Linked DNA regions of Homo sapiens: regions 1 and 2 are each linked to region 3. A link is an interaction called in ENCODE POLR2A ChIA-PET data of the cell type or tissue named here. Cell type or tissue: PC-3. All regions are shown on one strand. Region 1 overlaps LOC107984219 (a long non-coding RNA gene). Region 2 has its middle 86 kb from the start of EPC1. Region 3 overlaps ARHGAP12 (Rho GTPase activating protein 12).

Region 1 (4,000 bases), 61 kb before region 3:
CTGTGCTAATCTCCTTCTCTGAGCAACTCTCCTCCAAATCCTGTTGGGTAATGGGGACAAATGGCACCTCCTCCCTCCAAAAGAAAAGATTCATACCCTTCATATTACTTAAAGAACCAATTACCATTCTCCCACCAGTCCCTGGTAATGTCTAATGTTTCCCACCCCACACCTCACTGAGGCAAAAATATACTTTCCAAGATGGTGCTTACTTAATATTTACCTGACCTCTGAATTCATCTTTCTCTAATAGCTCTATTTCTTCTGGTAAAGCTAACTAAAGCTTTAACCAATAACTTCAACCTGGACAGTCCTACCTCAGGGGTTTAGAAATAGCCCACACTTCTTTGGACACGCCCTAGGAAGAAATCTAACTGAGCAATCTCTTGAGAAAGAATAACTTCTACAGTATGTAGATAACCTCTGTATTTGCTCCCCCTTCACACGACTCATAGCAACATGCAGTACAAATCATAGTTTCCTAAAAGATGGAAAATTACTTGTCTAATACAAAAGTTATAAAGGTGAAAAGGTATTTCTGGTAAGGAATGTTAAAAAGAAGAGATTTTATCTGAGAAAGGATCTCAAGTGGTAAATTCTTGTCCTAAAGTAAAATAACTGGTTATTTAAAAAGAAGGATGTTGGCCAGGTATGGTGGCTCACACTTGTAATCTCAGCACTTTGAGAGGCTGAGGCGGATGGATCACCTGAGGCAGGAGTTTGAGACCAGCCTGGCCAACATGGTGAAACCCCGTCTCTAATAAAAATACAAAAAATTGTTTTAAGTTAGATAGGATAAAGCTAAAGGTTTGAGCAAGTTGTGGAAGGTCTGTGAAAGATTAATCTTGTCAAAGAAGATCTGTGTGTGAATACATTAGCTAAAATTAAAGGGGCATTATTCAATTTATTCATAAATTGAACATTGGAATAAAGACACAACACAGTTTTCTTAGAGTATTATTCTGCTCTTTAACAGAACATTCTAAAGGGTTATAAAAAGTTTATAAAAATTTTTACCTTCGTTTGGCACAGTGGCTCATGCCTGTAACACCAGCACTTTGGGAGGCCGAAGCAGGTGGATCACCTGAGGCTGGGAGTTTGAGACTAGCCTGTCCAACATGGTGAAATCCCATCTCTACCAAAAATACAAAAATTAGCTGGGTGTGGTGGCACACGCCTGTAGTCCCAACTACTCAGGAGGCTGAGGCGGGAGAATTGCTTGAACCCGGGAGGCAGAAGTTGCAGTGAGCCAAGATCATACCACTGCACTGCAGCCTGGGCTGCAGAGTGAGACTCTGTCTCAAAAACAAAACAAACAAACAACAACAACAAAAATTTTACCTTATGGTTAAACTGATTAAGACTGAATAGAATGGGAGGCTGAGGTGGGTGGATCACAAGGTCAAGAGATCGAGACCATCCTGGCTAACATAGTGGAACCCTGTCTCTATTAAAAATACAAAAAATTAGCTGGGCGTGGTGGCATGTGCCTGTAATCCCAGCTACTCAGGAGGCTGAAGCAGGAGAATCACTTGAACCCAGGAGGTGGAGGTTGAGCACAACTTGCTCGTACTTTTAGCTTTATCCTATCTATTTCCACTTGAACCCGGGAGGCAGAGGTTGCGGTGAGCCGAGATCACGCCAGCCTGGGTGACAGAGCGAGACTCGGTCTCAAAAAAAAGACAAAAACAGAAAAAAAAGGCTGGGCGCGGTGGCTCACATCTGTAATCCCAGCACTTTGGGAGGCCAAGACCAGCGGATCACGAGGTCAGGAGCTCGAGACCAGCCTAACCAACATGGTGACACCCCATCTCTACTAAAAATACAAAAATTAGCCACGCATGGTGGCATGTGCCTGTAGTCCCAGCTACTTGGGAGGATGAGGCAGAAGAATCGCTTGAACCCAGGAGGCAGAGGTTGCAGTGAGCCAAGATCGCCGCACTGCACTCCAGCCTGGGCAACAGAGTGAGCGAGACTCCATCTCAAAAAGAAAACAAAATTGAATAGATTTGTCTGTAAGGTTAAGAGTTGGGTTTGACATCAATAGTGCACTAATGCTAAGGTAACATCTGGCTTTCTTTGGACTGTATTTGTGTAAATGTGTTATTGGTATGTGTTCCAAAATTATGCAAAACTCCTATAATTCTAATATAACATAGTATATACATTAGGCTGGGCGTGGTGTCTCATGCCTGTAATCCCAGCACTTTGTGAGGCCGAGGCAGATGGATCACCTGAGGTCAGGAGTTCGAGACCAGCCTGACCAATATGATGAAACTCCATCTCTACTAAAAATATAAAAATCAGCCGGGCATGGTGGCATGTGCCTGTAATTCCAGCTACTTGGGAGGCTGAGATAGGAGAATCACTTGAACCCAGGAGGCAGAGGTTGCAGTGAGCTGAGATTGCACCATTGCACTCCAGCCTGGGCAACAAGGGCAAAATTCCATCTCAAAAAAAAAATAAAAATAAAAATAAAATAATTTAGTATACATTATCTATAATAATTATTGTTATGTTAAATTCTTGTGTGCCACAGAGGTAACAAATTTCCTTGTCAATTTTGTCTTTGTCTGTGGCTACCCTAAAACTTTTTGTCATCTATATACAATTGGTGTCTTGTTTTAAACCTCTTTAAAAGGTGATTTTATAATCAGATCTAGGACTCTAACAAGTGCTCTTAAATGCAGGTTTCTGGTAACTTTGGAGATTGCGACATTAGAATAAAGGAAAAAACTTTCAGGACTCTCCTGGAGAGCTAAAATGTTCATGAATATCAAGCAGAATGAGTTAATTGCATGGACTAAACTAGTAGAAGACTGAAATAATCCTCATGACTTTTGGCTTAACACATTGCTAATCCTTTGTCAAAGTCAAGAAAACTTTTTTTTGAGCTATGTACAGCTTTTAACAACTGAGTAAAGCATATACCTGTGAATTAGTTTGCTTTCATTCTGCTATAAAGAACTACCTGAGACTGGGTAATTTATGAAAAAACAGAAGAGATTTAAATGATTCATAGTTCCACGGGCTCAACAGGAAACATGACTGGGAGGCCTCAGGAAACTTAAAATCATGGTGGAAGGTGAAGGGCAAGCAAAGACCTCCTTCACGTGGTGGCAGAAGAGAGAGCGAGCGAAGGGGGAAATGCCACACACTTTCCAACAACCAGATCTCATGAGAACTCACTAACATGAAAAGAGCAAGGTGAAGTCCACCCTCATGATTCAATCACCTCCTACCAGACCCCTCCCCCAACACTGGCAATTACAATTCCAGATGAGAGATTTGAGTGGGGACACAGAGCCATACCGTATCATTTTACCCCTGCCCCCTCTTAAATCTCATGTCCTTCTCACATTTCAAAACCAATCATGTGGCCAATATGGTGAAACCCCGTCTCTACTAAAAATACAAAAATTAGCCAGGCATGGAGTTGGGTACCTGTAATCCTAGCTACCTGGGTGGATGAGACAGAATTGCTCAAACCCAGGAGGCAGGGGTTGCAGTGAGCCGAGATTGCACCACTGCACTGCAGCTGGGTGACAGAACGAGACTCTGTCTAAAAAAAAAACAAAAAACAAACAATCATGCCTTCCCAACAGTTCCCCAAAGTCTTAACTTATTCCAGCATTAACTCAAAAGTCCAAGTCCAAAGTCTCATCTGAGACAAGGCAAGTCCCTTCCACCTATGAGCCTGTAAAATAAAAAATAAAAAACAAGTTAGTTACTTTCAAGATACAAAGGAGGTACAGGCATTGGGTAAATGCCCCCCTTCAAAAAGGGAGAAATTGGCCAAAATAAAAGGGCTACAGGCCCCTTGCAAGTCCAAAACCCAGCAGGACAGACATTAAATCTTAAAGCTCCAATATAATCTCCTTTGACTCCATGTCTCACATCCAGGGTATGCTGATGGAAGGGGTAGGCTCCCACGGTCTTGGGCAGCTCTACCCCTGAGGCTCTGCAGGGTACAGTCCCAGTGGCTGCTTCCAAAGGTTGG
Region 2 (4,000 bases), 360 kb before region 3:
AGTTCACTGGGGTTCATCTATTAAGTTGCTGGGGTCTCTCAGAAGCTGTGTTAAACTAGGTGACCACATTCCACACAGGGTTTGGGGAAAAAAAAAACAGGCTGATTGCTCAAGTTGATTAAATTCCTATAGTCCCTGGAGACGCTCCCTCCTGTCTCTGTCACCCAAGGGCTGGAGTCCAGTGGTTCAGTCTCGGCTCACTACAGCCTCCACCTCCCAGACTGAAGCAATTCTCCTGCTTCAGCCTCCTGAGTAGCTGGGACTACAGGCACGCACCACCACGCCCAGCTAATTTTTGTAGTTTTAGTAGAGACTGGGTTTCACCATGTTGACCAAGCTGGTCTCGAACTCCTGACCTCAAGTGATCCGCCCACCTTGGTCTACAGACGTGAGCCACCACGCCCAGCCTGCTTACAATGTTTTTAACAAAATACCAGCAAACAGAATTCAGGAGCACATTAAGAGGATTATACAAGATAACCATGTGGGATTTATTGCCAGAACGCAAGGATGGTTCAACATACGAAAATCAATCAATGTAATACACATCATTAACAGAATGATAGAAAAAAATCCACACAATCTTCTCAAATAATGCAGAGTTGGACAAAATTCAATACCCTTCATGAGAAAAACACTCAACAAACTAGGAACAGAGGGAAACCACCACAGCATAATAAAGATGTGATAATCAGAAATGTATATATTTGTTCTCTGTCCCTGGTTCAAAACCCTTGGAATTTCCCCAGTGATAGGGGTGAGAGGAGCATCTCTTGTTATTCATAGCCAGCCCCTTTCAACAATACCTGGGTTTATGCTAATAAGGTGACTGTTCGTGGGCCCCTAAATAGCTCCAGGATGGGGACTGGTTACCAGAGGAACCAACCATGTGACTAGGGGACTGGAACTTTCAGTCTGACCCCCAGACTTGAGGGAAGTGAAGAGGGGCTAGAGATTGGGTTCAATTACCAATGGCCAATGATCTCATCAATCATGCCTACTTAATGGAACCTCCATAAAACTCCCTAAATACCAGGGTTCAGAGAGCTTCTGGATTGGTGAACACATCGAGGTGCTAGGAGGGTGGCATGCCCAGAGAAGGTATAGAAGCTCAGCACCACCAGGCCGGGAGCAGTGGCTCATGCCTGTAATCCCAGCACTTTGTGAGGCCAAGGCAGGCGGATCATCTGAGGTCAGGAGTTTGAGACCACCCTGACCAACATGGAGAAACCCCATCTCTACTAAAAATGCAAAATTAGCAGAGCTTGGTGGCATGTGCCTGTAATCCCTGCTACTCAGGAGGCTGAGACAGGAGAATCACTTGAACCCGGGAGGCAGAGGTTGCGGTGAGCTGAGATTGCACCACTGCACTCCAGCCTGGGCAACAAGAGTGAAACTCCGTCTCAAAAAAAAAAAAAAGAAGCTCAGCACCACCAACCCCATCCCATCCCTATTTCTTGTCTTATGCATCTTTTCCATTTGGCTGTTTCTGAGTTGTATCCTTTATAATAAACTGGTAATAGTAAAGCCATTTCTTGAGTTTTGTGAGCTATTGTAGCAAACTATCAAACCTGAATGTGAGTGGATGGTCATAGGAACTCCCAATTTATACCCAGTTACAGTTAGTCAGAAGTACAGGTGGCAACCTGGGACTTGTGACTAGTGTCTGGAGTGAGGGTGGTCTTGTAGGACTGAGCCCTTAGCCTATGTGGTTTACACTAACTCGAGGCAGTGTCTACATTGAATTGTAGGACACCCAGTTGGTGTCCAGAGGGTTGGAAAACTAGTTGCTGGTGTGGAAAAACTCCATATATTTAGTGTAGGAAGTGTTCTGGTGAAAACTCTTCATTGACACATATGAAAACCCCACAGCTAACATTATACTCAATGGTAAAAGAGTGAAAAGTTTTCATCTAAGATCGGGAACAAGACAAGGATACCCATCGTCACCACTTCCATTCAACACAATACTACTACCTGCTTTCAGGTAGCAGTCCCAGTGAGAGCAATTAGGCAAGAAACAGAAATAAAACTCATCTAAATCAGAAAGAGAGAAGTAAAATTATCTCTTCATATAACATGATCTTATATGTAGAAAACCCTGAAGACTACACACACACACACACACACACACACACACGCACATACACACACACAAACCTGTTAGAAATAATAGATTCAGCAGGCCGGGCACGGTGGCTCACACCTGTAATCCCAGCATTTTGGGAGGCTGAGGCGGGCAGATCAACTTAGGTCAGGATTTCAAGACCAGCCTGTCTAACATGGCAAAACTCTGTCTCTGCTAAAAATACAAAAATTGGCCAGGCGCAATGGTGGGTGCCTGTAATCCCAGCTACTTGGGAAGCTGACGCAGGGAGAGTTGCTTGAACCCGGAAGGCGGAGGTTGCAGTGAGCTGAGATCGGGGCACTGCACTCCAGCCTGAGCAACAGAGCGAAAGAAAGAAAAGAAAGAAAGAAAGAGAGAGAGAGTTATAATAGCACCAACAAGAATAAAATACTTAGGAATGCACTTAAACAAGGAGATGAAAGATTTATACACAGAAAACTACAAAACATGGCTGAAGAAAATCAAGACACAAATAAATGGAAAGACATCTTGTGTTCATGGATAGGAAGACTTATTATTGTTAAGATATCAACACTACCCAACATGATCTACAGATTTAATGCAACCCTTATCAAAATTACTACAGCAATTTTTGCAGAAATAGAAAAACTCTTCCTAAATGTCAAGGGATCCTGCGTAGCCAAAACAATCTTGAGAAAGAACGATGCTGGAGGGCTCACACTTCCTGATTTCAAACCTTACTAAAACCTACAGTAATCAAAACAATGTGGTAATGGCATTAAGACAGATATAGAGGCCGGGCGTTGTGGCTCACAGCTGTAATCCCAGCACTTTGGAAGGCTCAGGCGGGTGGATCACTTGAGGTTAGGTGTTCAAGACTCAGCCTGGCCAACACGGCAAAACCCTGTCTCTAATAAAAACACAAAAATTAGTTGGACATGGTGACGCACGCCTGTAATCCCAGCTACTTGGGAGGCAGAGGCAGGACAATTGCTTGAACCCGGGAGGTGGAGGTTGCAGTGAGCCAAGATTGCACCACTGCACTCCAGACTGGGCAACAGAGCGAGATTCTATCTCAAAAAATAAAAATAAAAAAATAAAATGAGGCTGGCACGGTGACTCACGCCTGTAATCCCAGCACTTTGGGAGGCCGAGACAGGCAGATTACCTGAGGTCAGGAGTTCGAGACCACCCTGACAAACATGGAGAAACCTCATCTCTACTAAAAGTACAAAATTAGCTAGGAGCGGTGGCGCATGCCTGTAATCCCAGCTACTTGGGAGGCTGAGGCAGGAGAATCGCTTGAACCCGGGAGGCAGAGGTAGGTTGTGGTGAGCCAAGATCGCGCCACTGCACTCCAGCCTGGGCAACAGAGCAAGACTCCATCTCTCAAAATAAAATAAAATTATAATAATTAAATAAATTAATAAAATGTAAGACTGAAAACTCTAGAACTTTTAGGAGAAAACAGAAAGAAAAAGCTTCTTGGATTTGTTCAGATTTATCTGATACGATACCAAAGGCATAAGCAACAAAAGAAAAAATGCACAAATTAGATTACATCAAAATGTAAAACTTCTGACCCAGCTCGGAGGTTCATGCCTGTAATCCCAACACTTTGAGAGGGCAAGGTGGGAGGATTGCTTGAGGCCATGATTTCAAGACCAGCCTGGGCAACATACTAAGACACCATCTCTACCAAAAAAAAAAAAAAAAAAAAGGGCATAATGGTATATTCCTGTAATCCTAGCTACCCAGGAGGCTGAGGGAGGAGGATTGCTTGAGCCCAGAAGGTTGAGACTGCATTCAGCGGTAATCGTAACACTGCACTCCAGCCCAGGAAACAGAGGGCACCCTGTCTCAAAAAATAAAAATAAAAGCTTCTGGCTGGGCACCGTGGCTCACACCTGT
Region 3 (4,000 bases):
CACGTTTGTGTATGTGGTCCACCATTACTGAAACGTTATTCAGCATATGACTGCATATAAAAATGCAGTTGGGCCAGGTGCGGTGCTCACGCCTGTAATTCCAGCACTTTGGGAGGCCGAGGTGGGCAGATCACGAGGTCAAGAGATCAGGACCATCCCACCAGCAATGCATTAGGGTTCCAATTTTTCCACATCCTTGTCAATACTTTTTATTATCTGGCTTTTTGCTTATGGTTATTCTAGTGAGTAGGAAGTGTCTGATTGTGGTTTTAATTTGCATTTGCCTCATGATTAATGACGTTGAGCATCTTTTCATATGTTCATTTGCTATTTATATATTTTCCTTGGAGACATATTTATTCAAATTCTTGGCACATTTTTAAGTTGCGTTGCCTTATTATTGAGTTGTAAGAATTCGTTATATAGTTTAGGTAGAGGTCACTTACCAAATGTATGATTTGCAAATATTTTCTCCCCTCTCCCATTCTGTAGTTGTTGAGACAAGGTTTTGCTCTCTTGCCCAGGATGGAGTGCAGTGGTGCGATCATGGCTCACTGCAGCCTTGACCTCCTGGGTTCAAGCGATTTTCCCACCTCAGCCTCCCAAGTAGCTGGGACAGCAGGCTCAAAAACAAGCCTGGCTAGTTTTTGTATTTTTTGTAGAGATGGGATTTTACCTTGTTGCCCACGCTGGCCTCAAACTCCTGGGCGCAAGCGATCTGCCTGCCTTGACCTCCCAAAGTGCTGGGATTACAGGAGTGAGCCATTGAACCCAGCCTAATAGTAGATATTTTCAGTTTCCCGTCTAATAGTTCCATCTGTGCCACAGCTGAGTTTGATTCTGTTGCTTGCTTTGTTTCTTCATACTGTTTTTTTCTTGCCTTTTGGCATGCCTTGCAATTTTTGGTTGAAAGCCAGACACCATATATCAGGTGATAGGAACTGAAGTGGGGTATTGGGTTATCTGAGTAGAAACTGGATTGCTTTTAATGTTCGCTGTAGTTGTAGGTACCAGAGGCTTTAAATTCTTCAGACATCAGTGTTTGTCTCTAAGAGATTTTCCTTAGTATCTACTTAGATACTAAGTATCTAAGATTTTCCTTAGATACTACTTAAGGTAGGCGCCCCCACCCCACACCCAACTCCCACCCTGTGCCCCTCAGTTCACTGTTGATGTACTGGAGGCCTGTTGGAGTGGTGGTAAAGTATGGGGAAGGGGATAGTGTTCTGTTAGGATTAAATCTTAGCCTTTTAGTGTGTGTGCGTCATGAGCTGTGAATTTTACAAGTGTCTCTTAGTTTACCCTTTCCCTTAGGCAAGACCAGGGATGTGGAGTCTGGGAAGTGCCCTTTCCTCAGGTCAGATAAGGCTCTGGTAAACCCTTTTAAGTCTTTGTAAGTCTAGGAAGTAAGTCTTTGTTATGATGAATGACTTGGGCTTATTTCATACTAGTTATTTTTTCCCTCCCCTTGTCAGAGCTATGGGAGTATCTTCTTGGCTCTTTACTGTAGGAAGCTGATGTTGTTTTTGGAAGTAAACCCCACAAAAGTATAAGGTCTTTCTTTCAAGACTGCCACTCCTAGAAGTTAGTCATTCTCATCCTAGTCCACACTTAGCCTCCAGCAGTTCATTGAAATGACCTTTAAATGTTCCTTCCAGTTTATAGCTCCAGGGTTTCTGTTCCAGGGAAATAGATCTGTGTGACTCTGAATTTGCCTTGCTCTCCAAATTTTGGGGTAGTGGTTTGACACGTGACTTTGGTTCTGTAATGGGTCCTAGAAATAAATTATTTTCAGTTTGTTCAGCTTTTATCTTGGTGTTAGGATGAGAATGATGACTTCCAAGCTTGTTACATGTCTGAGCTAAAATAGGAAGTTCTACAGTTGATTTTCATGTTCATCTTGTATCTTGCCACCTTGCCTAACTCACTCACTGATTTTATGAGATGTTTTTGTATGGTTTATTAAGAACCATATACTTTGCTGAAGCCCTTTTTTTCCCCCTCATAATCACATTGATGTTCGTTTAATATGTGTGTCTTATCAATCTTGAGTATCAAGTTTCCCAGGTCCCTATCATTAGAAAGTATGATCTGAAACTGGGGAGTAGAAATGATAGGACTTTTCTCTATGAGGCTGACACGATGCCAGAAGAAAAAGTGATAACTGACAACCTGACATTTAGGAAGAAGGCCAGAAATCTATAAAGCTTAGAATCATATTATTTTAAAAATGCAATAATGAGTTTTTATGATGATGACCATAAATCTAGAAATGTTTACATTTGTTACATACTAGCTTTTTTTTTTTTTTTCAAAGTAAAAAAAGTTTAATGATGTCCTGGATCACATCCATTATTTTATTTTATTTATATATATATTTTTATTATACTTTAAGTTCTTGGGTACATCTGCACAATGTGCAGGTTTGTTACATATGTATACATGGGCCATGTTGGTGTGCTGCACCCATTAACTCGTCATTTACGTTAGGTATATCTCCTAATGCTATCCCTCCCCGCTCCCCCCACCCCACAACAGGCCCCGGTGTGTGATGTTCCCCTTCCTGTGTCCAAGTGTTCTCATTGTTCATTTCCCACCTGTGAGTGAGAACATGCGGTGTTTGGTTTTTTGTGCTTGCGATAGTTTGCTGAGAATGATGGTTTCCAGCTTCATCCATGTCCCTACAAAGGACATGAACTCATCCTTTTTTATGGCTGCATAGTATTCCATGGTATATATGTGCCACATTTTCTTAATGCAGTCTATCATTGTTGGACATTTGGGTTGGTTCCAAGACTTTGCTATTGTGAATAATGCCGCAATAAACATACGTGTGCATGTGTCTTTATAGCAGCATGATTTATAATTCTTGGGGTATATACCCAGTAATGGGTTGGCTGGGTCAAATGGTATTTCTAGTTCTAGATCCTTGAGGAATCGCCACACTGCCTTCCACAATGGTTGAACTAGTTTACAGTCCCACCAATGTAAAAGTGTTCCTATTTCTCTACATCCTCTCCAGCACCTGTTGTTTCCTGACTTTTTAATGATCGCCATTCTAACTGGTGTGAGATGGTATCGCATTATGGTTTTGATTTGCATTTCTCTGATGGCCAGTGATGGTGAGCATTTTTTCATGTGTCTGTTGGCTGCATAAATGTCTTCTTTTGAGAAGTGTCTGTTTATATCCTTTGCCCACTTGTTGATGGGGTTTTTTCTTGTAAATTTGTTTAAGTTCTTTGTAGATTCTGGATATTAGCCGTTTGTCAGATAAGTAGATTGCACAAATTTTCTCCCATTCTGTAGGTTGCCTGTTCACTCTGATGGTAGTTTCTTTTGCTGTGCAGAAGCTCTTTAGTTTAATTCGATCCCATTTGTCAATTTTGGCTTCTGTTGCCATTGCTTTTGGTGTTTTAGACATGAAGTCCTTGCCCATGCCTATGTCCTGAATGGTATTGCCTAAGTTTTCTTCTAGGGTTTTTATGGTTTTAGGTCTAACATTTAAGTCTTTAATCCATCTTGAATTAATTTTTGTGTAAGGTATAAGGAAGGGATCCAGTTTCAGCTTTCTACATATGGCAAACCAGTTTTCCCAGCACCATTTATTAAATAGGGAATCCTTTCCCCTTTTCTTGTTTTTGTCAGGTTTGTCAAAGATTAGATAGTTGTAGATGTGTGGTATTATTTCTGAGGCCTCTGTTCTGTTCCATTGGTCTGTATCTCTGTTTTGGTACCAGTACCATGCTGTTTTGGTTACTGTAGCCTTGTAGTATAGTTTGAAGTCAGGTAGCGTGATGCCTCCAGCTTTGTACTTTTGGCTTAGGATTGACTTGGTGATGCGGGCTCTTTTTTGGTTCCATATGAACTTTAAAGTAGTTTTTTCCAATTCTGTGAAGAAAGTCACTGGTAGCTTGTTGGGGATGGCAATGAATCTATAATCTACCTTGGGCAGTATGGCCATTTTCACGATATTGATTCTTCCTATCCATGAGCATGGAAT

Evidence for each region. Peaks named below come from ENCODE experiments on the same cell type or tissue, not always from the same donor. Only the 100,000 strongest peaks of a DNase experiment are listed, where the experiment ranks them.
Region 1: POLR2A ChIA-PET joins it to region 3 with 5 read pairs; 6 of 35 experiments call an interaction of 5 or more read pairs at or near these places.
Region 2: POLR2A ChIA-PET joins it to region 3 with 5 read pairs; 2 of 35 experiments call an interaction of 5 or more read pairs at or near these places.

The regions. Positions count from the first base shown.
Region 1 is chr10:31,955,475-31,959,474 of GRCh38, reverse strand. All of the region lies in intron 2 of LOC107984219 (a long non-coding RNA gene), which reads right to left. Among named protein-coding and RNA genes, the nearest start is that of ARHGAP12, 29 kb to the right of the region's middle. In PC-3, no CTCF peak of the experiment used is centred here; no DNase peak of the experiment used is centred here.
Region 2 is chr10:32,259,463-32,263,462 of GRCh38, reverse strand. No RefSeq gene overlaps it. Among named protein-coding and RNA genes, the nearest start is that of EPC1, 86 kb to the left of the region's middle. In PC-3, no CTCF peak of the experiment used is centred here; no DNase peak of the experiment used is centred here.
Region 3 is chr10:31,894,621-31,898,620 of GRCh38, reverse strand. The region is part of intron 3 of ARHGAP12 (Rho GTPase activating protein 12); the gene reads left to right. Among named protein-coding and RNA genes, the nearest start is that of ARHGAP12, 32 kb to the left of the region's middle. In PC-3, no CTCF peak of the experiment used is centred here; no DNase peak of the experiment used is centred here; H3K4me3 peaks cover 319 bases; H3K27ac peaks cover 1,754 bases.